2 separate regions of the Homo sapiens genome follow, and region 2 is linked to region 1. The links are chromatin loops, found by intact Hi-C in ENCODE. Cell type or tissue: natural killer cell. All regions are shown on one strand. Each heading gives the region's core, and the rest is flanking DNA. Links, peaks and the distances in the headings are about the cores only.

Region 1 (15,165 bases), core at 2,661-10,660:
TAGAGTTGGTTTGCCAGCAGCCAATTTACATAATGTTACATATTATAGACAAACCATTAAATATTCATTCATTTCAATTTTTTATTTTATTTTCCTATTTAGGAGCTACTGACCTATTTTTGGTTGTTTCAATATTTTTTCTCAGTCAGGCCCTTGAGAAGCTCAGAGGTTCGAGGTATTATTCCTATATTCCCATTTTTGTTGCCCTAGAGGGAAGGAACTAACAAACAAAAACTAAAGGGAAGGCTGGGCGTGGTGGCTTACACCTGTAATCCCAGCGCTTTGGGAGGCCGAGGCAGAGGGATCACCTGAGGTTAGGAGTTCGAGACCAGCATGGCCACCATGGTGAAACCCCGTCTCTAATAAAAATACAAAAATTAGCGGGGCGTGGTGGCGCGCGTCTGTAATCCCAGCTACTTGGGAGGCTGAGGCAGGAGAATGGCATGAACCTGGGAGGCAGAGTTTGCAGTGAGCCAAGATCGTGTCATTGCACTCCAGCCTGGGTGAGAGAGTGAGACTCCGTCTCAAAAAAAAAAAAAAAGGAAAGAAAAACTAAAGGAAAGAAGACTTCTGTCTGTGGTAGAGACAAGTATAAGGAAATGCACCACCTCGACAGGGAGTGAACTCCGTCTACAGCAAATGCCCATTCAGTGGTGATGTAGTAAAAAGTACTGGCCGGGCGCGGTGGCTCACGCGTGTAATCCCAGCACTTTGGGAGGCCGAGGCGGGAGGATCACAAGGTCAGGAGATGGAGACCATCCTGGCTAACACGGTGAAACTCTGTCTCTACTAAAAATACAAAAAAGAAAAAAATTAGCTGGGCTTGATGGTGGGCGCCTGTAGTCCCAGCTACTTGGGAGGCTGAGGCAGGAGAATGGCGTGAACCCAGGAGGCGGAACTTGCAGTGAGCCGAGATTGCGCCACTGCACTCTAGTCTGGGTGACAGAGCAAGACTCCGTCTCAATTAAAAAAAAAAAAAAAAGTACTGAAGCACAGGATGGGAAAGTGAGACTAAATGACCCTTGAAGTCCCTTCTAGCACTATGGTTGTAAGATTCTTTAAAATATAACAATGGCATACAATAAGTATCTGGTATAACTTTATTATTTTCTGTCCCCACCATATTTAGTTTCCTCTCTAATTGCATAAAAGATGTTGGCTACCAATCACTAAAGACTAACCAAAGACTGAAACTTTGGAGAGCTAAAACCAGTAACTATAGTAATAATAAACAGTTGAGTGCTTTTTATGGGCCAGGTACTATGCTGAGCATTTTACATACATTATCATGTTTATACATTACAACCACCTCATGACATGGGCACTGGAATTATCCTCATTGTAGAGATGAGCAAACTGAGCTTCAGAGAATTTGAGCAACTTGACTGAGGTCACAGAGCTATCAAGAACAGCTGAAATTAGAACCCATTCCACCTGTCACTGAAGTACTTTAACCACAATCTCACTGTGCCTCCTGATCTTATAATATTAACGACAACAGCTAACATGTACAAATTGTGGTCAGACATTGGGATAAACGTTTTAGACATTTTCTTATTTAAAGCCCATAAGGTGTGATTTATGAGATTTATGACATTATGAGGTGGGACTCACCTATTAACCTCATTTTACAGAAGAAAAAAAAAATGGAGCTCCAGAGAGTTTAGAAGAGACCAGGACACTGACAAGAAATACCTTAAAATTAACCTTCATGATCAATGTGACTTGACTTCTGCTTTATGCCCAGTGTTCTCTTCTGGAGCACCCTGAGTACGTCCTTGCTGAATTACATGAAGAATTTAACTATTCTTTCTGTGGCTGGAATCCAGGGAAGGTGATGGGCTTTATTCTAGCTAGAAGGCATCCTAGAAATCACCTAATCCAATGTGTCAGTTCCCAAACACAGACTGACACCAGTTCATGACCAAACATCACCAGTCCAGGGTCAGTCAGAAAATGTGGACAAAGTAATGAGCATTTCATTCAATTTAGTTAATATTTAAGTAAAATTAAAGACTATAAAGTTTATTAACTTTTTTCCAGTTAAAATTTAAGTAAAATAATCCTAAGCCAGACCATCTTTTTCCCAGCACAGGTGTGTCTCCACCACTTCCCTCTTTTCAAACACTATTTCAGGTGCACGGAGATATCCATGCCTCCACTCTCACACTGTTTTCTCATCTTTTTTTCCCACATTCAAAATCCTCTGAATTCAGAGCCAGCTAAAGATTCCCTCCTCTGCCCCATGCATAGTTACCTGGGCCATGTCCCCTGGTGGTAAGCATCCTTGGAAAGGCTGCAGTGAAGTCTCTCTGCCGAGTCGGTGCAGGGGTGACCTTGGCTAATGTCAGAAACAACATAAGGATGAAAATTATCTGAGAGCAGAAAGCTTATTTCAGGGAATCAAAGGGGCAGCAAGAAAAAAATGCGAAAGACAATTAAGAAAGAGAAATACACCCTCAGCTTCCAAACCTGCCTGGATACCTACGTTGAGAGTGTATCACACACTTCAAATGTTTGACAAAGGTAAGATGCAGTCATCATTGTTACATTCTGATTATTAATAGCGGAACTAACAGCCACACAAATGGCCATAATTACAGGTTGAAGACTCCTTATCTGAAATGCTTGAGATCAGAAATGTTTTAGATTTTGAATTTTTTTTTTTTTTTTGAAACGGAGTTTTGCTCTTGTTGCCCAGGCTGGAGTGCAATGGCATAATCTCGGCTCACTGCAACCTCCGCCTCCTGGGTTCAAGCAATTCTCCTGCCTCAGACTCCTGAGTAGCTGGGACTACAGGCATGTGCAACCACACCTGGCTAATTTTGTATTTTTAGTAGAGACAGGGTTTCTCCATGTTGGTCAGACTGGTCTCGAACTCCCGACCTCAGGTGATCCACCCACCTCAGCCTCCCAAAGTGCTGGGATTATAGGCATGAGCCACCACGCCCAGCCATGTTTTTATTTTTTTATTTTTTAGTATCTGCCTATACTTATGTTCCAATGAGCTTTTCCTTTGAATGTCATGTCAGTGTCCAAAAAGTTTTGGATTTTAGAGCATTTCAGATTTTGGTGCATTTTAGGTTTTAGATTTTCAGATTTGGGATGCCCAACCTATAAAGGCTTTTAATAAAATATTATCACATAAAATCCTTCTAATGGCCCACATGATCGGTATTATTGTCATATTTTATAGAAGAGGAGCTCACAGCGTTTCAATAACTTGCTCAGGATTATATAGCTAGTAAGAGGCAGAGTTAGATGTAAACTCAGCTCTATCTGGGCACAAAGTACATGTTATAGAAATCTTAAGTCTGTTCACCTCCCAGCATACATGCATAACCCAGCAGTTCACCATGCTGGCTGCACCTGGGGTAAAATCACCTGAGGTAGACTCTGTAAAAAGCTAATGCTTAGCATCTACCTCCAGAGATGCTGATTTCTCTGGTTTTTGGTAGTGGGGTTTTTTCTTCTGCTTTTTAAGAGATAGGGGTAGCCACAGTATATCAGCCAGGCTGGTCTCAAACTCCTGACCTCAAGTGATCCTCCTGCTTCAGCCTCTCAAAGTATTGGGATTATAGGCATGAGCCACTGTACCTGGCATCTATAGTTGTTTAAAAACTCTCTATGTGATTCTAATGAGAGTCAGGGTCTCTAACCACTGATCTAGGCCTTTCATCCCATCTATACATTCCACCCATGAGTTTTGGCTTTTCTTTTCTTTTCTTTTTTTTTTTTTGAGACAGAGTTTCACCCTTGTCAGCCAGGCTGGAGTACAATGGCGAGATCTTGGCTTACCACAACCTCCGACTCCCAGGTTCAAGTGATTCTCCTGCTTCAGCCCCCCAAGTAGCTAGAATTACAGGCTCCCGTAACCATGCCTGGCTAATTTTTTGTATTTTTAGTGGAGACAAGGTTTTACTATGTTGGCCAGGCTGGTCTCGAATTCCTGACCTCATGATCCACCGGCCTCAGCCTCCCAAAGTGCTGGGATTAGAGGTGTGAGCCACCACGCCCAGGCACACCCATGAGTTTTAAAACAGAGAGAAGGTGTTAAATATCACTGAGCATCACCAATGGGGCCTGTTAAACTTTAGGTCTTAGTGGCCCTCCTCCAGGGCTATAATTAGGGAAGTCAGAGATGAGAACAATCAGTACCTTTAATATGATCCACAGATAAATCTTATTCATAAAGATGGCATGCAAATGTCCACTCACCTGGTTTGATGACCAACTTCAGGTTAAATTTTTCATCATTCATTATGCCTGGGATTTGGATCCGGCAGCAGTAGATCCCACTGTCTGCTAGAGTCACATTCTCTATGGTCAGGGACACATCTCCTTTGCGGAAATCCCCATTTAGCCAGTATCTGGATGTCCAATAATTCACATCCCTTTCATCAGTCCTGAGCACCACGTTGCCACATTCAAACACAGGACAGGCTCCTTTGCCCCAGCAGACGGGCACGAGGTTCCCTGGGGCGGCTGGGGTGTAGAAGCAGGGCAGATAGGCATTCTGACCGACCTCCGCTCTGTATTCCACTTCTGAGGACCCTGCATAGAGAGAGAAGGAGAGCCAAGACTCAAGCGGTGAGTGAGGTTACTCCATTTCAGGAAAACTGCAAGCCATGTCTTACAGAATAAAGAGGAAGCTACTGCTGCAGTCCTGTTTGGAGGATGATTCGCTGTGACAATGCTTCTCAGATGTGAAGGCCATCAGAATCACTGGGAAGCCTTGCGAAAACACAGATTGCTGGGCTCAACTGCTAGAGTTCCTGACTCAGTTGGCCTGTGGTAGAGCCTGAGAACTTTTATTTCTAACAAGTTCTCAAGTGTTGCTGAAGTGGCTGGTCTCAGAACCTCACTTTCAGAAACACTGCCCTAGGAGAGAATTGTGGCCCAATTCTGTGAACACGGGAGAACAGGGCTGATGGAAACAGACAATCAGAAAATTAGTCATGGTCAGCCAGGAAACGGCCCGCCCATCTGGGCTACTTGCTTGTTCATCAACAAAGGGAGGCTCTCCTAACATACTTCTCTTTTTAAGCAGCAAGTGCACAGTAAATACAAACCCTTGGTTAAATAAGGATCTTGTGTATTTGAAACTACTCATGGAGTTGTTTTAAGGTTTAAAGTTGTGAAAAGAAATTAAATTTTGGGACCCCAAACTCATTCAGTCAAAGGGAAAAGTCAAGCTGGGAACTGGGTCACAGAAACCTGCCTCCTCTTTTTGATTCCTGAATAAGATGGCTACAGGATGAAAGGCTGCATACCTCCCCCATATTTTGCCCACAAGGAAATTCCTGGTCAGCTGTGCAATGCAGATTGATAGCTCATCTTTACCGGTGCGGTCACCCTGGCCAGACACAAATGCGTTATCTGATTGTTTCCCTACCCCATTTTGTCTGTGTTATCTAATGTAAAATGCAGATTCCCCATATTTTTCCTCTGCCCCCCCCCCTTTTTTATGTGAAAACTGAGTGCTTCTCAATATCCCACCTTGTCCCCTTTAAATCTGGAGCCCTCAAAATCATCTTCTGAGAAAGTCATAGACCTGTCTCTCAGGTGCCTCCTTAACTTTGGCAAACAAATCTCCTAAAATGATTGAGACTTGTCTCCTCATTTTCCTCAAATGACAAAGTTAATTCCATTAAAAAAAAACTATATATATTTTATATATGATAAAACATTCATTATATATTTTCTTTTGATTTTTTATGTCCCCTTTGTTTTCATATGACTCAACTACAGTAAAAACATTCAAACACTATCAAAGGTGTATGAAAAAGTGGCCGGGCACACGGTGGGTCACGCCTGTAATCCCAGCACTTTGGGAGGCTGAGATGGGCAGATTACTTGAGGCCATGAGTTTGAGACCAGCCTGACCAACATGGTAAAACCCTGTCTCTACTAAAAATTAAAAACATTAGCTGGGTGTGGTGGTGCACGCCTGTGATCCCAGCTACTCCGGTGCCTAAGGCAGGAGAATCACTTGAACCTGGGAGGCGGAGATTGCAGTGAGCCAAAATGGTGCCACCACTGCACTCCAGCCTGGGCAATAGAGTGAGACTCCATCTCAATTGAAAAAAAGAAAAAGAAAGAAAAGAAAAAGAAAAAAAGGAAAGAAAAGAAAAGAAAAATATGCCTTACTCTCCCAACTCTTTACCATTCCCTGGTTCCTTTTCCTAGAGCTTATACATTAAGAAATGTCCACATATTCCTGCTCCCCGACAATGCACACACACAAATAGAAGCCTAATATATGCATTATTCTGCAACTTTTTTTCTTTAATAACATTATAATTTTGAGACATTCTATACCAGTATGTTTTGTCAGACTCACTGTTTGTATCATGATTATATCACATTTATTTACCCACTCCCTCATCGACGGACATTTAGGTTGCTTCCAAGCTTTTGCTATTACAAACAACATTACAATGGCCATCCTTGTATCTCTCCCTTGTCCTCTGTACAGCACCATTATGTCATTGTAAATATCCATGCCGAGACTTACTTGTAAGTAGTAGCAGCAGCAGCAGCAGGACACAGTCAAAGGGAAGATGTGAAAACATGGAGCTTGCAGAAGAAAAGTCAGAGGACACCTCTGTTAGGCACAGTTTTAACTCTCCAAATGGACTGGGTACTTCTTCCAACTGTCTACTCCACAATCACATGAGCAGTAGCCGCCCCCACTGAGTGCTAGCTCAGCACACCCGGGTGTCTGATTGCCAGTGATTCTTATAGTAACACTGCCAGGTCTACAGTCACATTAAAGGAAACCAAAGTTCTCTGTCATGCCACACTACACACATCCTGTAAGTGTTCTGATGTCTGTCCTGTGATATCAACAAAGAGGAAGCAATACTTCAGTGGAAGAAAACGCTACTCAGTCATGGCACATAAAGAGAACCCTCTAATAATGTCTCAGATGAGATACACCTGAAATGGAGCATGTCCGAGTCCATCTGACTAGCGGGGAACACAAAGTACAGATGCATCATCCATGGATTCATTCACTCAAATCAGTCCCTTCATCAGGCCTGTGACCAAAGTTTATGAAGCCCCTACTTTGCACCAGGCACTGGACTAGGAAGTGGAACACAACAGTGAATGGCATGTTCCTTATCCTCACATTTACAGACCATAGCAACTCCCAGCATAAGCCTCACTCTCATCCTTCTTCTAACACAGATTAGGTTGTATCCTATAACCTTGCTGAGTCTCAGTTTCCTCATTTATATAATTTATAAAATGAGAAAATTGTATTAGATAATACATGCATGGCTCTCTGTTCTAATATTCTGACTTTGACCTTCAAACTTCCAACTCTTCAATTTAGAAAAAACATGTTCCTTTTGGCAACAGTTCCTTTCCTCTACTCTGAGTAGAATTAAGGGGATCTTGGTATCCTGTTTCATCTCATGCATACAAGGTGCCCCCTCTCCCCTACCCCAAGAGGCTTTGGCCATGAATGATCAGAAAGTGTTGAGTTCCAGCCACACTCCCATAACTGAGGTAACAGCTTAGACTCACGTAGCCTCAGCTCTGGGAGTGTGACCTTTATCTGGACACCTTAAAAGCAAAAGCTTTTTTTTATAAAAGGGAAGTGAGCTCACAGGCTGAGTGGTTTCTGAAAAGCCAGTGGCCTTCCTCTATGTCTTGCCTTCCTGAGTTTCTTTGTCATTCACATTTATGCCATTAAATGCATTGGGTATAAATACCAAATTTGTTCAATATAAACAAATGGCATTTAATATAAATATGCAACTTGTTCAATGTGTGTACTTCCCATAGCATTGCAGAGTGGCAGTTACTCAAGAGATCATAATCAATTTCTCATTTTATTTTATTTTATTTTTATTTATTTATTTATTTTTTTGAGATGGAGTTTCGCTCTTTTTGTCCAGGCTGGAGTGCAATGGCATGATCTCGGCTCACTGCAACCTCTGCCTCCCGGGTTCAAGTGATTCTCCTGCCTCAGCCTCCTGAGTAGCTGGGATTACAGGCATGTGCCACCACCCCGGATAATTTTGTATTTTTAGTAGAGACGGGGTTTCTCCATGTTGGTCAGGCTGTTCTTGAACTCCCGACCTCAGGCGATCCACCCGCCTCGGCCTCCCAAAGTGCTGGGTTTACAGGCATAGCCACCGCGCCCGGCCAATTTCTCATTTTATAGACAAGGAATCTGAGACTTCAGAAAATTGATTTGCCGAAAGGCACATGATTGGTGATTTAGAATGAGAGCATAAGCCCCCTAAGTGACAGATTTTTTCCACTATAAATTATGTTTTATTAATTTAATGTTTGTCTTCCCACATAACTAATAACCAGCAAATGACCATATTCAAGCATAAGGTAGAATAGATTAAATATGGGGTCTGGGGTTATTTTTATTAGCAGCATGAACTTGGTCAAGGCTCTTAAAAGCATCAGCCCTCAGTTTCTGTGTTTTGTTTTGTTTTGTTTTTGTTTTTGTTTTGAGACAGAGTCTTGCTCTGTCGCCCAGGCTGGAGTGCAGTGGCGCGATCTCGGCTCACTGCAAACTCCGCCTCCTGTGTTCAAGCAATTCTCCTGTCTCAGCCTCCCAAGTAGCTGGGACTAAGAGCGCACACCACCATGCCCGGCTAATTTTTGTATTTTTAGTAGAGACAGGGTTTCACCATATTGGTCAGGCTGGTCTCGAACTTCTGACCTCAGGTGATCTACCTGCCTCGGCCTCTCAAAATGCTGGGATTACAGGCATGAGCCACCGTGCCCAGCGATGTTTTGTTTTTACCACTTTGTTTTCTGCTCATTTCTAGAATTGCTACTGAGACCAGCTTTATAAAACATTAACAATTTATTAGTTCATTAAAGTCTAGATATGAAGGGGTCTAGAGATCTCCTTTAACTCTCTTGTGTGTGTAGGGAGCTGGTTCTGAACATTTTCATGTTCACTTAACTTTTATTTCCTGTTTATTTTCTTAAAAACTTTAGATAATACATTCAAATAGTTAAAAAGTAAAAGGAATATAAAAAGCTCAAGAAGCCTTGATCCCATGATCCCATCCTTCCATGTTTACCCCCATTTCTCCCACCTATGCTATAGGTTTTCTTTTTTTTTTTTTTTTGACATAGAGTCTCGCCCTGTCACCCAGGCTGGAGTGCAGCGTCACGATCTCAGCTCACTGCAACCTGCGACTCCCAAGTTCAAGCGATTCTCCTGCCTCAGCCTCCTGAGTAGCTGAGATTATAGGCACCTGCCACCGTGCCCAGCTAATTTTTGTATTTTTAGTAGAGATGGGTTTTCACCATGTTGGTCAGGCTGATCTCGAACTCCTGACCTTGCAATCTGCCCACTTCAGCCTCCCAAAGTGCTGGGATTACAGGCTTGAGCCACTGCACCCGACCAGGTTTTCATTTTCATAAGTTTCTTGTGTATACTCCCAATGCAAACCCAAGAAAATAAAATATATATTCTCATACTCTCTTTTCTTAGACAAAATACCATATACCTTTTTTGAAACTTGCATTTTCCTATTGTTATTTGCTGAAATATTTATTTTTAAAATTTTATTTATTTTATTTATTTTATTTTTATTTATTTATTTATTTATTTTTTGAGATGGAGTTTCACTCTTGTCTCTCAGGCTGGAGTGCAATGGTGCTATCTCGGCTTACTGCAACCTCTGCCTCCCCTCAGCCTCCCAAGTAGCTGGGATTATAGGCACCTGTCACCATGCCCGGTTAATTTTTGTATTTTTAGTAGAGACAGGGTTTTACCATGTTGGCCAGGCTGGTCTCAAATTCCTGACCTCAGGTGATCTGCCCGTCCCAGCATTCCAAATTGCTGATTACAGGCAGGAGCCGCCGCACCTGGCCCTTTATTTTTTTTTAAATTTGTTTTAATTTATTTTTAGAGACAAGGGTCTCACTAGGTTACCCAGGCTGGTCTCAAACTCCTGGGCTCAAGGGATCCTCCTGCCTCAGCCTCCCAAAGTGCTGGGATTACAGGTGTGAGCCACCATGCCGAGTCTGCTGAAATATTTTTAAACGAATCCCAGACATCGTGCTATTTCACTTTTACGTACTTTAGTGTGCAATCTTCCTTTTTAAAAAATGGGCATTCTGAAGCCGGGTGTGGTGACTCACGGCTGTAATCCCAGCACTTTGGGAGGCCGAGGCAGGTGGATCACCTGAGGTCAGAAGATCGAGACCAGCCTGGCTAACACGGTGAAAACCCCATCTCTACTAAAAATACAAAAAATTAGCCAGGCATGGTGGTGGGTGCCTGTAATCGCAGCTACTTGGGAGGCTGAGGCAGGAGAATCGCTTGAACCAGGGAGGCAGAGGTTGCAGTGAGCCGAGATTGTGCCACTGCATTCCAGCCTGGACAACAAGCGCAAAATTTCGTCTCAAAACAAACCAACCAACAAACAAAAATGGACATTCTGCTAATATAATCATAATATCATTATCGCACATAACAAATTTAATGATGCCTTAGAAGCACCTAGTACTTCAGTCTATAGCCAAATCTCCCTGATTATCTCAAAAATGTCTTTTTTCAATCAGTTTGTTTAAATCCAGATCCAAACAAGTCCCAGCATTGCATTTGTTTGCTATGTCCCTCAAGTCTCTTTTAATCGAAGACAGTCTGCCCTCCACCCCCTTGCCATTGGTTATACAAACCAGTTATACAAACCAGGTTTTGTCCTGTGAAATGCTCCACATTCAGGGTTTGTCTGTTTCCCTGTGGGGTCATTTACATTATTCCTCTTTTCTTCGAATTTGCTGAAAATGAAAGTTTGCTCTAGAGGTTTAGTTGGAACGTGGTTTGACTTCTTGGCAAAAACACGTCACAGCTGGTGCCTTGTGCTTCACATTTCATCACAATTGTCTGGTTGCTCCACAGCATGCAACCTTCTTTTTTAAATGTATTTAAATTTTTTTTTTTTTTTTTTGAGACGAAGTCTTGCTCCATCACCCAGGTCAGAGCACAATGGTGCAAACTCGGTTCACTGTAAACTCTGCCTCAAGCAGTTCTCCTGCCTCAGCCTCCTGAGTAGCTGGGATTACAAACACGAGCCACCATGCCCAGCAAATTTTTTGTATTTTTAGTAGGGACAAGGTTTCACCATGTTGACCAGGCTGGTCTCGAACTCCTGACCTTAAGTGATCCAACTACCTCGGCCTCCCAAAGTTCTGGGATTACAGGCATGAGCAACCGCGCCCAGCCTAAAATCTTTTGTTTCAGCTCATGTAGAATGTCCTCATTCTTTTTTATTTTTTCGCTCTGTCCCCAGGCTGGAGTGCAATGGCGCGATCTCGGCTCACTGCAAGCTCTGCCTCCCAGATTCATGCCATTCTCCAGCCTCAGCCTCCCGAGTAGCTGGGACTACAGGTGCCTGCCACCACGCCCGGCTAGTTTTTTGTATTTTTAGTAGAGACTGGGTTTCATCGTGTTAGCCAGGATGGTCTCGATCTTCTGACCTCATGATCCGCCCGCCTTGGCCTCCCAAAGTGCTGGGATTACAGGCGTGAGCCACCGCGCCTGGCCGAATGTCCTCATTTTTTTATTACAGCTACATAGACTCCATTAGATGAACTCACTGGGCCAGGCACAGTGTGCATAGAGTGTAACTCTAATTATGCAAAAGTTCATAAAATGGAAGTTAGAGCCAGATCAGGAGACAGGATAATATGGGTTATTTAGATGGCAGCATCCGGAAAATCTCAGTCCAACTAGAATCTTCCCTACACAATTGGGAAGTGCAGTGGAGTAGATACTGGGGAGTAACCACAATGACCACTTAAGGTGGGGACCCTATATGTACTTAAATTGAGTTGATAATTAACTTGGTTAAATCACATCTCAGGTTACATAGACCTAACTGAGATTAGTTCAAAATTTTGCAAAGGAAGAAACAGGTTGAATATTAAGGGTAAGAGGTTAAATTAAGCAATTGTGAGCCAGATGTTCTGACTTCCAGATTGTAACTAGCCACGTGAGTTCCCATGAAGGGTACTGTCACCTTGTGTGTTTGTACAGTACTTTAAAAACCTTTTTAAAAAATTATATAAATCATATTCACTGCAGAAAATTTTGAAAAATACGAATTAAAAAATAAATAAATAAAACAAATGTTGTCATAATCTCAGTACCATGAAATAGCCACTTTCAACTTAATGAGTCTTCTTTCAGATTCTTTTTTTTTTTTTTTTTGTAGAGATGGGAATCTCACTGTGTTGCCCAGGCTGGTCTTGAACTCCTGGGTTCAAGTGATCTGCCCATCTCAGCCTCCCAAAGTGCTGGGATTATAGGTGTGAGCTACTGGGCCCAGCTTAAGTTAACTTTCAACACTTTTGCCCTCCTCACCAGGTCCCAGCACTAAGAGGGCTACGTCAGACCACCAAGATCCTGGGCATACCTGGAAGAAACTTCAGGTTTTTCAGGGTCTTCAGAATAACGTGTTTACAAAGATAAATAAATTTCCCCTTTGCTATTGACTACCTCTCACAGCATGACTATGGCGTGTTCTTATATTGATTTTGATGCACCCATATGCCAACAAAACTCTCTTACCAAAGACTCCATACATTATTATGCTGCCAATGAGAGAAAACCCAACTCAAGCTGGCTTCAACTATAAAGTGAATTTATTAACTGACATTATGGAAAAATCCAGGTTCAGGCAAGGCTTGATTCAGTGGCTCTCAGAGAGGTCACCAAGAACCTAGTTTCTGACTGATGTTAACATTCAGTTGCCTCCAGGGCTGTCTCTTTTCTCAGATTCTACACAGTGCCCCTCTCTTGCACCCACAGAGCACACATCTGTGTGAATCACTCCCCTATTGGTTAAGGGATTTATACTCTTTCAAAGGCCCAAGTCTGGGTCTGAGTCACAGACTCATTCCTGAAAAATCACTGTCCCCAAAGGGTCAAAAAGCATTAATAGGCTTAGGCCTGGGTCACCTCCCCACACTTCATGTTCTGAAATGAGAGAAGAGTGATTCCCCTAAATAAAAACTGCAGTGCATTTCAGGAGGAGAGACAGAAGTTGGACAACAAAAACAAACATCCACTAGAGACCCCTTACACAAAAAGGGAAGAGGCAGGAGATGGGGAAAGAAACTTTCTCCTCCAAGTATATATGGTTTTTTTCTTACCTAAAAATGACATTTTACTAATGCAGCGTTTTTTAAGTTACAAGGACATGCTCTTCACAACCCTGAAGAGATGATAAAGAGCTCCTGTGTTTATAGAGAGTTTTTTATTTAGTAACCATGAATGGATGCCAGAGAGATTAAGCTTGAGGTCACACTCAAGTGAGTGCAAGGCCAGCTTAAAGCCCCTTCCAATATAGAATACAGTGGCCCAGGAAGGACAAGTCAGCATTCTGAGCTATCACAACATTTATCCAGCAAGTAATTTTTTAAAAATTATTTTAGTGACAGAGTCTCTCTCTGTCACCCATGCTGAAGTGCAGTAGTGCAAGCATTACTTACTGTAGCCTCAAACTCCTGGGCTTAAGCTCAATACTTACAGTTTATAAGTACTTACAAACTATAAATTTATGCTATGTAATGTTCTTTATTCTGTTATATTTTTCCATTAAACAATAGTTTAACCTTAAAGCCATAATGTGACATCTACATATCCATTGTTTTATAAAAAATTAAAAAGTCTGATGGTAGTAATACTGGCAGTGTCATGGAGCAAGATAAATACTTATCTTCCCTATTCAGCCTCCTGAGCAGCTGGGACCACAGGCATGAGCTACCACACCCTGTTTGTTATTTTTATTTTTGTACAGAAGGGGTCTCACTTTGTTGCCCAAGCTGATCTTGAGCTCCAGGATTCAAGCAATCCTCCCACCTCAGCCTCCCAAAGTGCTGGGATTACAGGTGTGAGCCACCGCACCCAGCCTTATCCATTAAGTAACTTCTAAGGGAAATTGATGCTGCTCCTGCCTGAGTAACTAAATGTCTTTCGAGTAGAGGAAATGGAGAGGGGTATAGAAATACTACACCCTTAATAGCTCAGCTAGGCTCCCAATGATGAAAATGAAAAGAATGAAAAGGGGTTCCTCACCCAAAAAATTCAGCTGAGCTATGTGAGTTACTGTGGGAAATCTTATCTGCAGTCTCATCTTGAAAGTGAAGGTCCCACAACCTCCTACAGAGGCCCCACTGGTGGGGGAGCAGCATGAGTGGTCTCTCATTCTGAGCATGGTTTCCAGTGTGGCATCGCCCTTATCTTTCTGTTTGCTGGTTATTAGCCTTTTACCCCGGGTTCAGATAGTTAAGCTTATCATAGTCTTCAATACATGGACGTACTCATCGTCAGTCCCTTGAGGTCCTTTGCTTGTTTTTGTTTTTGTTTTTTTTTTTCACTTTACTATTTCCCCCGCATTGTCTCTGACCCACATTCTCATTTTTCTCTTCTCAAAGGCATCCACCTTACAGGGGAATGTTGAGCAGCTTTCAAAAGCTCACATTCTCACCGACAGTGAGAACTCTTTTGATGTTCTATGCTGCTGCCAATATCAGTACCATCAGGCTATTTCATTTTTTCCAAAACAATGGATATGTAATGATGTCACAATATGGCTTTAAGGTCAAACTACTGTTTAATGGAAATATAACAGAATATAGGACGTTATATAAACATAAATTTATAGTTTATAAATACTTTGAAGCAAAAACTCAAGTAACTAGGACTCCAAAAAAAAAAAAAAAAACACTGCTAGTCTCCATAAGTCTCTTCTATTCCCCATGCCAAGACCATGTACTTCTTCCTGATCACAAAATCTTCCCAGCTTGGCACAGTGGCTCATGCCTGGGAGGCTGAGGTAGGAGGATTGCTTGAAGCCAGGAGTTCAAGGCCAGCCTAGGCAACAGGGCAAGACTGTCTCTCCAAAACAAAGTAGCTGGGTGCAATGGCTCACACCTGTAATCTCAGCACTTTGGGAAGCCAAGTGGGAGGACTGCTTGAGGCCAGGAGTTCAAGACCTGGACAACAGAGTGAGATCTCATCTCTACAAAAAAAAAAAAATTATTTATAAAAATCTTCCCTCTCTCCTACAGGAAATCACCCTGAATTTTGCAATTATAGTCTTTTTTATAGCTTTACCAGCTATGTGTGTATCCCAAAATTATATGTATAGTTTTCCTTGGGTT
Region 2 (15,165 bases), core at 2,588-10,587, 77 kb before region 1:
TCAGCCTTGCTTCTCTTCATCTCTCCTCACTCACTAGTTTTTTACTCATTGGAACACAACATCCTCTCTTTTAATACACAAGCTTCCTGCTGCCCCACAGCCTTTGCATTTGTTTTCCTTCCACTAGATTTTCATGTGGCTGCCACCTACACATTTTTCTTGGTTTCAACTTAAATGTCACCTCTTTCCTAGAAGCAGCCGCTGACCAACCAGCTAAAGCTACACCACTTCCTACCCCCCAACAAACACCCTCTACCTCAGTGGTTCTCAACTGTGCCCGCAGGGACATTGTCAGTTGTCACCACTGGAGGATGTGACTGGCATCTAGTGGGTGGAGGCCAGGGATGACGCCAAACACCTTACAATGCACAGGACAGCCCCCTACAACAGAGATTTCTGTCCCCAAATGCCATAGTTGAGAAGCCAGTCTCTATCACAAGATTCTTTCTCTTAGTAATAATCAGTATCAGAAGTGATAGGTTTTGTATTTCTTCCCTACTAAGCTCCTTAGAACCTGGAGTTCAGGGTTGTTTCCTGAAGAGCACCTGACACCTGTGTGACTTGCCACAAATTTGATCCACTTTGACTAGAGCTCACAGCAAGTTGAAGATGGCTGACCCAAACTAAATGATGAGCCAGAGAAAATATCGAGTCGGTTTTCAAATTTGTTCCATTGCTGTTTTGTTAAAACAAAGCTGTTTTGTTTTCAAGAGACAAACAAAAAAAAACTTTTATTAATGAGTATGCATATAAATAAACCTAGACAACCACGAAGAGTCCCTCACAGTTTCATGTATTCACAGAATTATTTCATCTTTAAAGCCATCAGTGAACAATTAGTTCTGCTACTTGTTAAAGTTGTGCAAAATTTCTCAATTTAAACATACAGTCTTAATTATACCACTGTTCTAATGTCCCAAGACTGATTGGAGGTAATGGAATCTCAACAATATCTTAAATAGTAATTTAAAAAATTCATTGCGATCTACAAGACTAATATATCTAAAGGAAAATAATTCATATTCACTAAATTCCTCCCCTTTCTTCCTTCTTACCTATTCTCCCTTTCACTTGACAATTTTTTTCTACAGTATATGATGATGGCCAAATTACCCAATATCAACTGTTTCAAAAAAGAAATGTTATTTTAAAAGATACCATACAGCAAGAGACTTATAGGTGTAACACCATTGAAATTATTTGCTAAGCCCTGGCCAGGCACGGTGGCTCACACCTGCAATTCCAATACTTTGGGAGGCTGAGCAGGCAGATCACTTGACATCAGGAGTTCAAGACCACCCTGGCCAATATGGTGGAACCCTGTCTCTACTAAAAATACAAAAATTAAGTGGACATGGTGGCTATCCCAGCTACTCAGGTGGCTGAGGCAGGAGAATTGCTTGAGCCCGAGAGGCAGAGGTTGCAGTGAGCCAAGATTCTGCCACTACACTCTAGCCTGGATGACAGAGCCAGACTCTGTCTCAAAAGAAAAAAAAAATTATTTACCAAGCTGTGTTTTCGTAGTGTTTTTTAATTCTCCAAACTGCTTCAGTATCTGTAGTGTTTTTTACATTTCAAAGACTTCTCACATGTAACATTTCATTGGAATTAGCACTGTACATCATAGTTGATATGGAAATTATTACATCTACAGATGAAGAAAATGTAGACGTAAAGAACCATTTGCTCTAATGTCATCCAGTGTAACTGCTAAGAGTTAGGATTAGACTCAAGTCCTATCCCTAATCCTGTATACTACCCTAAACTCCTAAGCCCCCATACATTGTACTGCACAGAATGCTACTAGTGACTGTACTCATGCATTCAAACAAGTTTTGGAAATGTGTTAAGCAAAGCTAACCAGATTCCTGGAGTATTACGCATCATAAATCCTCAGGAAGGATCCAGAGAATAGGGCAGTTGCCATAAAGTTAAAAGCCCCACAGGTGTCAGGCAGGTAACAAAGGTGAGCATGCAGGGAACATAAGGATTTGGGGATTAGAGGATGCAGCCCCATCTAGTGGGACCCTGGTCACATAGCAATCCAGTCCAATCTTGCCAGGTCTTTCCAGAGAAACTACAAATCTTGGCTTTAATTTCAAATCTCCAATTTTGTGCATGTTGCCTCAAATTTAAGAAAAAAAGACACTATAGCTTTTAAAAAATAAAATTTTTGACCAGATCGGGCTGGCCACATTTGGGAAAACTGAAATACCATGTATCACAATCTTATTTGCCCACAGAATTTTCCTTCAAAGGACCTATAAATTTCCTAGAATGATAACTGCGTTAAAAAATGTTGCCTCTGGCTGGGCGCGGTGGCTTATGCCTGTAATCCCAACACTTTGGGGAGGCCAAAGCGGGTGGCTCACCTGAGGTCAGGAGTTGGAGGCCAGCCTGGCCAATATGGTGAAACCCTGTCTCTACTAAAAATAAGCTGGGCGTTGTGGCGGGCATCTGTAATCCCAGCTACTCAGGAGGCTGAGGCAGGAGAATCACTTGAACCTGGGAGGTGGAGGTTGCAGTGAGCCAAGATTGTGCCATTGCATTTCAGCCTGGGTGACAAGAGCAAAACTCCATCTCAAAAAAACAAAAACAAAAACAAAAAGTTTCCTCTGAAAGCAAGCATCCTGTTGCCCCAGACAACTATGGTATGGGTAGCTCTGAACCTCAACCATGAATTATTTCAGAGTTTACTCAAACTGAAATTGAAATTAATACCCAGCCTTAACTGTTCATGTAGAAATGTTTCTTTTCTGACAAATCTAGCCCTTGCAAATCTATACTTAGTAGAGAACAGTGTTTCTCCATGTTGGTCAGGCTGGTCTCAAACTCCCGACCTCTAGTGATCCACTCACCTCAGCCTTCCAAAGCCCTGGGATTACAGGCATGAGCCACCATGCCCGGCCGGCAAATATATACTTCTAAACAATTATACTGGTTTAGTATAATTGTTTTTTATATATTTTTATACTGACTAAAGATATCCTTACAATAAGCCTAATTGAATTGTAAAAAAAAAAAAAAAAAAAATACAGGAATTGATTAGATATGAGAAAGACACTTTGCCTTTCCAAAACAATTTTATCTTTTTTTTTTTTCCTTAAATTTTTTTCTTAATAGAGATGGGGTATTGCCATGTTGCCCAGGCTGGTCTCAAACTTCTGGGCTCAAGCTACCTGCCCACCTTGGCTTCACAAAGTGCTGGGATTACAGGCATGAGCCACGGCGCTAGCCTCCTAAACAATTTTAAACATGAAAGTGGTTTGGAGGCGATTTAGAATTTGGGTCAAAACTAGTGAGTTTCAAACACTTATATCTGCAATGTAACTTATAAGGCAGAAAAGGCAGACTTTTCCCTACTCCCGCCTTTTTTTTTTCTTTTATTGCTGATCTTCTTGGTTCTAAAAATTTGTTCAGAAAGCCTGATGGTTGTTTAAATGCTTAGCACCATGACACACGTGTAATAAAAATTGCATAAATGGACCAGGCACGGTGGCTCATGCCTGTAATCCCAGCACTTTGGAAGGCCAAGGAGGCTGGATCCTCTGAGGTCAGGAGTTCGAGATCATTCTGGCCAACATGATGAAACCCTGTCTCTACTAAAAAAATACAAAAAATTAGCTGAGCATAGTGGCGGACACCTGTAATCCCAGCTACTCGTGAGGCTGAGGCGGGAGAATTGCTTGAACCCGGAAGGTGGAGGTTACAGTGAGCCGAGATTTCACCATCGCACTCCAGCCTGGGCAACAAGAGCAAAGCTCCATCTCAAAAAAAAAAAAAAAAATTGCATAAATATGTTAAATCACCTGGCAAATGATTTTCTTCCCCTGGTGTCTATGTGTTCCATACTATTGTAGGCTCTTTAACTGGTAAAACAGCTACCCCAATTCAGAGATCCAGTACTTAATGCATCACATTTCCAGAGTTATGAGAAAACAGCTAAACCTGTGAGTTAGACTCACTTTGTTTCCCCACGGAGGAAATAAAAACCCACGATTTGAAACCTTTGGAAAACATAGGAAATGCAACATTTGGAAGTATAACATAGAAACAAGAGATAATCATACAATGCTTCCAAATGAAGTCTCACGTTGGATTTGCTGGTTTTTAAGACAGATTCCCCTCTTCTGGACAGCTGTGATGGCCAAGATAGAAGTTCATTTGCTATGTTTCCAGGGACTATTCTCTTTGATGTATACAGGATTTATGGGGTCTAAAAAGAACATACAATTATAAAGTGTTCATATTTGAGAGAAAACTGCAATGATCAGAAGGATTGAGCCAGTTTTAGCATAAAAAATTAGGACTACATTAATGATGAGGTTGACTATACACAGTTTGGAGTGAGAGAGTTACTCTACCCAGTATCACTGACATGTTGGAATGCCAGATGAAACTGAAACAGAAAAATTGTCTTGGGGTCTAAAAGACGTCTGATGTGCTGATGTCTGTTCAGTCTTCTGCACTCATGGGCGTAAACTCTCAAAGAGCACCACTGGGTCTTAGTCCGTGGCATAAAGACTATTCTCAATGTAGATATTGTCTTCTGCTTGGACTTCCTTTTCAACTGCATTTTGCAAAGCTTTAATTTGAAGGCTGCTAAATGAAACACTGTAGAAAGAGTTGTTGAAGAATAACATGAGTAAGAAAAAAAGCAGACCACTTCTCACATATAAGCTGCACTTTTGTTTATGATCAGGCAATATCAGGTATTCGAGACTCCAGGAGCCCCGTTCACACAAAGTATAAAATAAATAGTGCCTTCCAGAGTTGTAAAAGGTGTGGCTCTTATTATTAAGTTGAAGAAAAGTCTGTTTAATAAGCATGTAGACAATCTAAGAAGTATTCAAAAACTCAGACTGGTCTCTTTGAAACTCGCATAATAGAATACAAAAATGGAAAATCTAAAAATACAGAGCTCTGACATCAAACTAAGTGGCTGAATCAAGATGCATATTTTCAAATGTGGCTAAGCATTGGATGACTGGTGCTTTTCCAACTGTAGCTTGTGATCCTTTAGAGAGGGTTGTTAAATCTACTTAGCCATCTACATCCTATATTCAAGATAAAAACAGAACAGAGAAACATTGAATATAGTTAAATAGTACTGTTTCACAAGTATACACTGGATCATAGTGTTAAAAATCTTCCTGTGCTGGATGCAGTAGCTCATGCCTCTAATCCCAGCATTTTGGGAGGCCATGGCAGGAGGATCCCTTGAGGCCAGCGTGAGCAACATAGCGAGACCCCGTCTCTACAGATTTTTTTTTTAATTAGCCAGGTGTGGTGGCTTGTGCCCATAATCCTGGCTACTTGGGAGGCTGAGACAGAAGAATCACTTGAACCCAGGAGGTAGAGGTTGCAGTGAGCCGAGATCACACCACTGCACTCCAGCCTGGGCTGGAGACTCTGTCTCAAAAAAAGAAATCAGTAGAAACAGTGGAAATACAAGTGAGGGAAGAAAGTAGACTTAGTTTTAACTTACGTGTAGCATTTTGATGTAACTGGTTATTTTTATATATTTGTATATAGTGACTATTTGTTACCAAAGCCTGCCCCCAAAATATGGAACTTGTCTTCATTCAGCTGCAGATGAAACACATGTCCACACATTTAAAGAACTGTGAAAAACAAAGCTCCACTATGGTCCCTAAACAGGTCAGTCATACATGTGTGAAGACACTTAGTTTAAGTGTCAATGAGCTCAAATGACTCAGTGTGATATAACTGCCGAGAAGATAATGTCATGAAGAAGTGTTCATAATTTGTTAGTGTGGGTTTTTTTTTTTTTGGCTTTTTTTATACTTTACACATTTCTCTTCCATTCCAGAAATATTTATGAGCACAGATTCGTGAGATTGAGTCCTTTATATGCTATGTGATGTGACCTTACATGTCACTCAACATTTCTGAAACTGTTTTCCAATCTGTAAAATGAGAATAGTGCCTCTCTCGCAGTTTATTGCTGTGAAGGGCTTGAATGCAATAACAAAAGTCGATGTGTATTGAGCACTTACAGTATGCTGGGCACTGTTCAGACAGGTTCTGTGGATTGGCTCAGGTAATTAACTCAGACTCAGGAAAGTCTGTGTACAAGCATCCAATGAAGGAGAACTAGACTTAATAGATGGCAGCCTAAGTAAGAGGGATAGATTCTGAATCAGAGAAAGTCCTTGCTTAAAACTCAGCCTGAACCAAATGAAGCAGGCTGGCTGGCTTTAGAACTAGGTAGTTGTCTCCTACCACTACAGGCAGTGTGGCAGATGGCCTTGGGGCATAGATGCAGTAAAGGGGATTTAAATTGTACCTGGGGCCAGGTGCGGTCCCTCACGCCTATAATCCCAGCACTTTGGGAGGCCAAGGTAGGCGGATCACCTGAGGTGAGGAGTTTGAGACCAGCCTAACATGGCAGAACCCCGTCTCTATTAAAAATACAAAAATTAGCCAGGCATGGTGGCAGGTGCCTGTGATCCCAGCTACTCAGCAGGCTGAGGCTGGAGAATTGCTTGAATCCAGGAGGTGGAGGTTGCAGATCACACCATTGCATTCCAGCCTGGGTGTCTCAAAAAAAAAAAAAAAAAAAAAAGTAACTAGGCAGCAGGGTAGACTGAAAGGTCTTTAAAGGCAAATTCAAGTGCCTGCAAGGCTAGACAGCTAATATAGATCAGTGGAGCAGGCTGGGTAGGGAGCAGCAGGGAATGATGGAAGCTGTGGAAAACTGGAGGCACTTGCCCTACCTCAGTGCCTTTGCACTCCCTGCCCCTGCAGCCAGGAATTATCTTCCTCCAAATTAGCTGCTTTCTTGGCACTCAATCAAACAGATCCTTATCCTGTTCTATAGTCCCCATGGTGTTTATCTGTAAGCATGTAAAAGAACCATGCTTATTTGCTTACATGGTTTTTGTCTGTTATATTCATCTCTTTGGAATATAATAGCCAATAACACTCAGTAAGACAAAGCATCGAATATGGTGAAACCCTGTCTCTACTAAAAGTATGAAAAAATGGCCGGGCGCGGTGGCTCATGTCTGTAATTCCAGCACTTTGGGAGGCCGAGGCAGGCAGATCACCGGAGGTCAGGAGTTTGAAACCAGCCTAACCAACATGGAGAAACCCCGTCTCTACTAAAAATACAAAATTAGCTGGGTATGGTGGCACATGTCTGTAATCCCAGCTACTGGGGAGGCTGAGGCAGGAGAATCGCTTGAACCCAGGAGGTGGAGGTTGTGGTGAGCCGAGAAGGTGCCATTGCACTCCAGCCAGGGCAGCAAGAGTGAAATTCAGTCTCAAAAAAGACAAAGCGTTAAACGAAATAAAAGAACAAACTAAAGCAAATCATTCAATGTTTACTTCCATCGAGCAAATCTTGCAATTTAGTTATCTTGCCCTATGGGGTTTGCTTAGGATTGAGGTGCTCCCTCTGTACCAGCTCTGCCACAACTCCAGGGAAATACACAAAGCTACAAATATCACTGGAAGGTGTAAATAATAGAATTGCTCATTAAAGTGGACTGTCAGGATCCAAGGTATGCGATGGAGAGTTTAGGAGAGAGACAGAAATCTATTTTTATTTTACCAGAGTAGGAACCTCAAAAGTATTGATAGAAATATTTTCGAGCTTACCTTAGTTGTTGAACCTCCTTTTTGAAGAAATACTCTAAATTGAAGGGGTGGGGAGAGAGGAGTTGAAGAGAAAACTAAACATCTCAGCAAGAGTTTTAATCTTTTTTTCAATCAAGTGTATTATTTCTGTTATTACTTAGATTTTTCCCTGGTACCTTGAGGTGTCTCCTTCCCATGTCCCTTTTGATTCTGCAGGACCCAAACAAGCCATTTACTGTCCAGTATCTCAATTTCATTAATGGTTTGGTGTATTCATCCACATATCCTCCCTAACTTTAATGCAATTCTTAAATTATCTTTCATTTTTTTAAAAAAAATGAGTAAGTCCAAGATCCTTCTGATAGGCTACTGAACAACAGGCGTCAACCAAGATTTGTTTTAGATGAACTGGGTCATAAAGATACTTTAAGAGTCACCTCTATCAAAGGATACTTTTGCAAGAGTTTGTACTACCAGTCATCTCTCTCCTAAACAAGGAAATAATGAGTTATTTTTGCTTAAGGAGTAAAGTATATTTTGAGGTTGTTAGGGCTCAGAATACAATACCCTCAAATAGGCTTCTTTGGAATTCAAAGTGAGAGCACCTGGGGAGGAGCATATTTAGGAAAGGGCTTTCTCTGAAGCTCCCCTATCTAGCTAAAGGCCAGATCCTCCAGAAGATATTCTGTTGTTGTCAATCCTTTCCCCAGATATCTCGATATCTCATCAATGGCAGGGCGGGGGCGGGGGCGGGTGGGGGTGGTGGGGGAACTGATGCACATCACAGGAAGGAGACTAGAGCTGACAACACATCCAGAGTCCAGAGGAATTTGTCCTGCCCTACAGTCTGTTCTTTGGGCCCATTCATCTCCCCTAAAAATCATTTACTCTTCCTCTAAAATTGTCTACATCCATCACTTTTCTCTCCCCTAAGAAAAGGGTATTTAAGGCCAGGTGCAGTGGCTCATGCCTGCAATCCCAACACTTTGGGAGGCAGAGGCAGGCGGTCAGGAGTTCAAGACCAGCCTGACCAACATGGTGAAAACCCCATCTCTACTAAAAACACGAAAATCATTCGGGTGTGGTGGCACGAGCCTGTAATCCCAGCTACTCAGGAGGCTGAGGCAGGAGAATTGCTTGAACCTGGGAGGCAGAGGTTGCAGTGAGCTTTAAGGGGGCCAGCCCCTCCACACCTGTGGGTATTTCTCATCAGGTGGGACAAGAGACTGAGAAAAGAAATAAGACACAGAGACAAAGTATAGAGAAAGAGCAGTGGGCCCAAGGGACCGGCGCTCAGCATACGGAGGACCCACGCCGGCACTTGTCTCTGAGTTCCCTCAGTATTTATTGATCTCTATCTCTACTGTCTCAGTGAGGGGGATGTGGCAGGACTATAGGGTAATGGTGGGGAGAGGGTCAGCAGGAAAACATGTGAGCAAAGGTCTCTGTGTCATAAATAAGTTTAAGGAAAGGTGCTGTGCCTCGATGTGCACGTAGGCCAGGTTTATGTTTGACTTTACACAAACATCTCAGTGCAGTAAAGAGCAGTATTGCTGCCAGCATGTCCCACCTCCAGCCATAAGGCAGTTTTCTTCTATCTCAGTAAATAGAATGTATGATCGGGTTTTACACCGAGACATTCCATTCCCAGGGACAAGCAGGAGACAGATGCCTTCCTCTTATCTCAACTGCAAAGAGGCCTTCCTCTTTCACTAATCCTCAGCACAGACCCTTTACGGGTGTCGGGCTCGGGGAGGGTCAGGTCTTTCCCTTCCCACAAGGCCATATCTCGGGCTGTCTCAGTGGGGAGAAACCTTGGACAATACCTAGGCTTTCTTGGGCAGAGGTCCCTGAGGCCTTCCGCAGTGCATTTTGTCCCTGGGTACTCGAGACTGGAGAATGGCGATGACTTTTACCAAGCATACTGCCTGCAAACACATTTTTAACAAAGCACCTCCTGCACAGCCCTAATCCATTAAACCTTGAGTCAACACAGCACATGTTTCTGCGAGCACAGGGTTGGGGTTAGGGTTACAGATTAACAGCATCTCAAGGCAGAAGAATTTTTCTTAGTACAGAACAAACTGGAGTTCCTTATGTCTTCTTCTTTCTACATAGACACAGTAACAGTCTGATCTCTCTTTCTTTTCCCCCACAGAGCTGAGATCACACCACTGCATTCCAGTCTGAGTGACAGAGCAAGAGACTCTGTCTCCAAAAAAAAAGAAAGAAAAGGGTATTTAAGCTCCAGTCATCTGGCCCTTTCTTCCATCTCATATTTTGTGTGGCTTCTGTACACATAATAAATATGTATTCATTTTCTCCTGTTAATCTCCTAATAATCTATTTTTTTTTTGGCGTACTCAAGTATCAAAATTTCAGAGGGAAAGTTTGAACTTCCCTGCAAGGTATTTTACCCAATTTCTAAATAACTTTGACTAAGCAAGCTCCAAAATAATTATATAAAAACTTCCTCAAATTTGCCAAACATACTCTTAATTTTCTGATTCTCCTCTGCCTAGACCCATGAACTAAATCAGTCATGGCTTCAAATACCACATCTTGCAAAATAGCTAACTAGGGTTCTTTTATGGGAGGCAGGTTATACTGAGACAAACACACACACACACAGTTAGCAGAAGGGAGACATGAAGCCTGGGGTGGTTGCTTTTTGAAGACTTTTGTTTTACTTTTTTAGTCTGTGTCTTGCTATCAGTTTCCCCTCCCAGTGTCTCATGTGCCTCTTCTGCTAAATGAGTGTTGCAAAATTTTAACAATATCACCCCCACAGGGAAAAAAATTAGATCTTGTAGGGTGGAGAAAATAAATCTTATATATCACAATGGTGTGTTGACTTCCAGATCGCAACACTACCCAACAAACTCCTATTTCTTGATACAGTTGGCCCTCGATGTCCACAGGTTTGGCATCCTCAGTTTCAACCACTCGCAAATTGAAAATTAAAAAAAAAATAAAAATAATACACAACAATAATAATACAGATAAAAACAATACAATATAACAACTATTTACATGGCATTTACGTTGTATATTAGGTGTTCTAAGTAATCTAGGGAAGATTTAAAGTATACTGGAGGAAGTGAGTAGGCTATGTGCAAATACTACACCATTTTATAAGGGACTTGAGCATCTGCAGATTTTGGAATCAAGGGGCTCTGGAACCAATCCCCCAAGGGTACTGAGGAACACCTGTATTTAGTTTTTCTTGGCCTGGCATTGTGGCTCATGCCTGTAATCCTAGAACTTTGGGAGGCCGAGGCAGGTGGATCACCTGAGGTTAGGAGTTTGAGACCAGCCTAGCCAACATGGCAAAACCCCGTCTCTACTAAAAATACAAAAATTCGGCCGGGCGTGGTGGCTCATGCCTGTAATCCCAGCACTTTGGGAGGCCAAGGCAGGCGGATCACAAGGTCAGGAGATCGAGACCATCCTGACTAACACGGTGAAACCCCATCTCTACTAAAAAATACAAAAAATTAGCCGGGCGTGGTGGCGGGCGCCTGTAGTCCCAGCTACTCAGGAGGCTGAGGCAGGAGAATGGCTTGAACTCAGGAGGTGGAGGTTGCAGTGAGCCACGATCGTGCCATTGCACTCCAGCCTGTGAGACAAGAGAGAAACTCTGTCTCAAAAAAATTCTTATAGAATTAAATTTTTTCCATAGGGGAATAATAATTGAAAAATAACAAGTTTAAAAAATAGTGGTTTTAAGTGAAAACTCCACTAGAATGTAACTTCCATGAGATTTATAGAGATTTATGGCAAAAGGATCTTTCTAACTACAATTACAGTTTAAGATTGCTGTGCACTTGTCATGTGCCAGGAACCATTCTCAGTGCTTTTTCTTTTTGTTCTTTTCCTTTTATTTTAGAGACAATGTCTCACTATGTTGCCCAGGCTGGTTTTGAACTCCTGGGCTCAAGCAATCCTCCTGCCTCAGCCTCCCAAAGTGCTGGGATTACAGACATGAGCCACTGCTCCTGGCTGGTGCTTTTTTTAATGGTTTTTTTGTTTGTTTGTTTTGTTTTGCTTTTTTGTTTTGTTTTTGTTTTTTTTTAAGAAATGGGGTCCCACCATGTTGTTCAGGCTAGTCTTGAACTCCTGGGCTCAAGCAATCCTCCTGCCTCACTCAGCCTCCCAAGTAGCTAGGATTACAGGCATAAGACCCCACACCCAGCTCCCATTCTTAGTGCTTTGTAGGTACCAATGCATTTAAACTTCATTTCCCTTCCCCCTTGAGGTAGATGGTATTACCATGTGACTTTTACAAATGAGGATTTGGGGAGACAAAGGGAAGTCGTGTGAAATCAAAATCATGTGACTTATGAAACTAGTGAACCCAGGCAATTTTGCTGTACATCCCTTGTCCCTTAGGAACAATCTCGAAATGACTTACTTTTGGCAATGATGACACCCAAAAGAGCAAGAAGCACCAAGACAGAAATACAGACTCCAGCATAGATTCCTTTAGTGGTATTGGCCGTCAGTAGACTATGTTCTAGGAACAGTTGCTGAGGAAACAACAACAGATCAAAAAAGCATCTTGTTAGAAAGTTATGAAGAGAAAACATTTCCCAGAATCACTTACCCAGCCACATTTACCTGTATTGGTGCTTGGGGACTTCTGGAACATAAGGGTAAGACCAAATGATCTCAGTTTATAACCATACGGTGAAAATCTAGGACAACTTGAAACGCAAAACATATTTTACAATGATGGAGGTGTTTTCTAGCTTGCTTGAGGTTGTATTTACATAGGTGTACACATTTGTCAAAACTAAAACTGTATGCTTAAAATGGGTTTGTATGTAAATTTTTTAATTTACTGTTTTAAAAGTCAATAGGCTATTTCCACAAATACATCCTCTTGTGATATTAAAAAAGAAAAAATGTCAGGCATGGTAGCTCACATCTCTAATCCCAGCACTTTGGGAGCCCAGGCATCCTGAGGTCAGGTGTTCGAGACCAGCCTGGGCAACATGGTGAAACCCCATCTCTACTAAAAATACAAAAATCAGCTGGGTGTGGTGCTGCACGCCTGTAATCCCAGCTACTTGGGAGGCGGAGGCAAAAAATTGCTTGAACCCGGGAGGTTGCAGTGAGCCAAGATTTCGCCATTGCACTCCAGCCTGGGCAACAGAGTGAGACTCCATCTCGAAAAAAAGAAAAAAAGAAAAAAAAATTGTTTATATAAATTGACTTGATGTGATGTTATCTTAATGTGCTCAGTTATTGAATTTTGTCCTTGGTTACAGTCCTTACTTGTCTTTTTACCTGTAATAGAAGATTCTGTCTCTATCTAAATAAATAGATTTGAGAGTAGCTGCACACAGACATGGCCATGATTAACAATTCAACGCTATGCAATCATGAAGAAATGTAAAATTGTTTAAGTCTTCTGGTGCCTATCACAAGAGATCATCACCTCCTGGAATAGGCCTGAAATGTGCCTGGCTTCCTGCTGGTCCCCATTTCATGGCTTAGTTCTAATCCTAAAGAGAGCCCACCGGGAAGGTATTTTAATAGAAGGAAGGGGGAGAATCTGAGTGAAGGACAAATCTTCTCATTTGTAAAATCTTAATCCCTGGAGTCAGAATCCCAGGTCTTCTACTTAGTCACTATGTGACCATGGACAAGCTATTTAGCCTCTCTGAATCTATTTCTATGTCTAGCAATAGACATAGACAGTAGATTCAATAGGGTTCTTTGCAAGGGTACTTTCAGGTCCTTCCTGATAAACACTATGAATATAGTGGAGTAACAGCATTTGAGCCATGCTTGCTTAGAAGCGGCATAGCCAGTGTCTGGGAGTGCAAAACTATGTTGTTATTACTTTACCTACAGGGTGGGAGGGAAGTGTAATGTGGGTAGATGGAGAATGGGGTTTCAGGAGGCAGGCTTTGCTTTCATTTTTTAATTACAACACACAAATACTGCATGCTCATTTTAGAATGTGCAGCTAAGCATAAAAAAGGAAAACTAAAAAAACCACAACCAGGTCACGGACAGTGGCTCACACCCATAATCCTAGCACTTTGGGAGGCTAAGGCAGGAGGATAGCCTGAGCCCAGGAGTTTGAGACCAGTTTGGTGAGACCCTGTCTCCAGAAAAAAATAAAACTGGCCAGGCGTGGTGATGCATGCCTGTGGTCCCAGCTACTTGGGAGGCTTGGGGTGGGAGGATCACTTGAGCCTGGGAGGATGAGTCTGCAGTGAGCTGTGATCGTGCCACTGCACTCCAGCCTGAGCAATGGAGTGAGACTCTGTCTCGAATAAATAAATAAACCATAACTTTAACATCCAGAAATGAGCACTTTTGCCATTTTGCTTTATATACTTTTATAGAATTTTATCCTTCTAGGATTTTTTCTTAACAGAAATAATTACTATATTCTATATGAACTATAGTATATCCTAATTGTATACTATTTTAAAAGTAGCTTCTTTCACTTAATAATGTGTTATAACCAACATATTATAACATTCTATAACCTATGTCAGTAAATGCACTGCAATGACTACATTCTTATGCTCTGTTGCCCAGGCTGGAGTACAGTGGTGCAATCTCGGCTCACTGCAATCTCCACCTCCTGGGTTGAAGCGATTCTCCTGCCTCAGCCTCCCAAGTAGCTGGGATTACAGGCACCCGCCACCACACCCAGCTAATTTTTCTATTTTTAGTACAGAGGAGGTTTCATCATATTGGTCAGGCTGGTCTCAAACTCCTGACCTCAGGTGATCCACCTGCCTCAGCCTCCCAAAGTGCTGGAATTACAGGCGTGAGCCAGCGTGCCCTGCCAATGACTACATTCTTTACGGCAATACGTGCACATGCTTAACTAAGTAATCCCTTACTATTAAACATTTAGGTTGTTTATAATATTTTCATGATTATAAGTGTTAACAATGAACATCCTTCTCATACATTTTTATTTATTAGTTCAATTTTTTCCTTAAGATAGAGCCCAGGAAAGTGACCTACTGGGTCAAAATGTATTCTGCATGTTTTCAAGATACCTGGGAGAAGACATCTTGACATCTTCAGTCAAGGCACAGAAAGCCCAAGTTTCTGCTACTGCCAACCTTGAACCGGCCTCTAAATTGTTTTCCCTTACTTCTAAACATACCTATTCTGTAGGTAACTGAGACCAAGAATAACCTCACCGGCCAGGCGCGGTAGCTCACGTCTGTGGAATCCCAGCACTTTGGAAGGCCAAGGCGGGTGGATCACCTGAGGTCGGGAGTTGGAGACCAGCCTGACCAACATGGAAAAACCCTGTCTCTACTAAAAACACAAAATTAGCCAGGCCTGGTGGCAGGTGCCTGTAATCCCAGCTACTCGGGAGGCTGAGGCAGGAGAATTGCTTGAACCTGGGAGGCGGAGGTTGCAGTGAGCCAAGATCGCGCCATTGCCCTCCAGCCTGGGTAACAAGAGTGAAACTCTGTCTCAAAAAAAAAAAAAGAAAAGAAAAGAATAACCTCACTATCCTGAGGAGTATTTTTTAAATCCAGCACAAATCTAGCCACACGTCAACACATTGAA

Evidence for each region. Hi-C counts contacts between places; a loop is a spot of excess contacts. Peaks named below come from ENCODE experiments on the same cell type or tissue, not always from the same donor. Only the 100,000 strongest peaks of a DNase experiment are listed, where the experiment ranks them.
Region 2: a loop joins it to region 1, with 6 times the contacts of the local background. A loop is called at or near these places in 4 of 110 quality-filtered maps.

What each region holds. Positions count from the first base shown.
Region 1 is chr5:157,102,409-157,117,573 of GRCh38, forward strand. HAVCR2 (hepatitis A virus cellular receptor 2) reads right to left here and starts at 6,636. Exons shown (of 7, transcript NM_032782.5): 1 at 6,518-6,636; 2 at 4,219-4,554; 3 at 2,258-2,341. The coding sequence starts at 6,575. RefSeq lists an enhancer at 6,423-6,572. In natural killer cell, for the core only: no CTCF peak of the experiment used is centred there; DNase peaks (open chromatin) are centred at 6,783 and 7,593; H3K4me3 peaks cover 3,368 bases; H3K27ac peaks cover 4,932 bases.
Region 2 is chr5:157,025,228-157,040,392 of GRCh38, forward strand. HAVCR1 (hepatitis A virus cellular receptor 1) reads right to left here. Exons shown (of 9, transcript NM_001173393.3): 7 at 12,020-12,134; 8 at 7,627-7,660; 9 at 4,186-4,614. The coding sequence ends at 4,506. Among named protein-coding and RNA genes, the nearest start is that of HAVCR1, 26 kb to the right of the region's middle. In natural killer cell, for the core only: no CTCF peak of the experiment used is centred there; a DNase peak (open chromatin) is centred at 5,674; H3K27ac peaks cover 2,825 bases.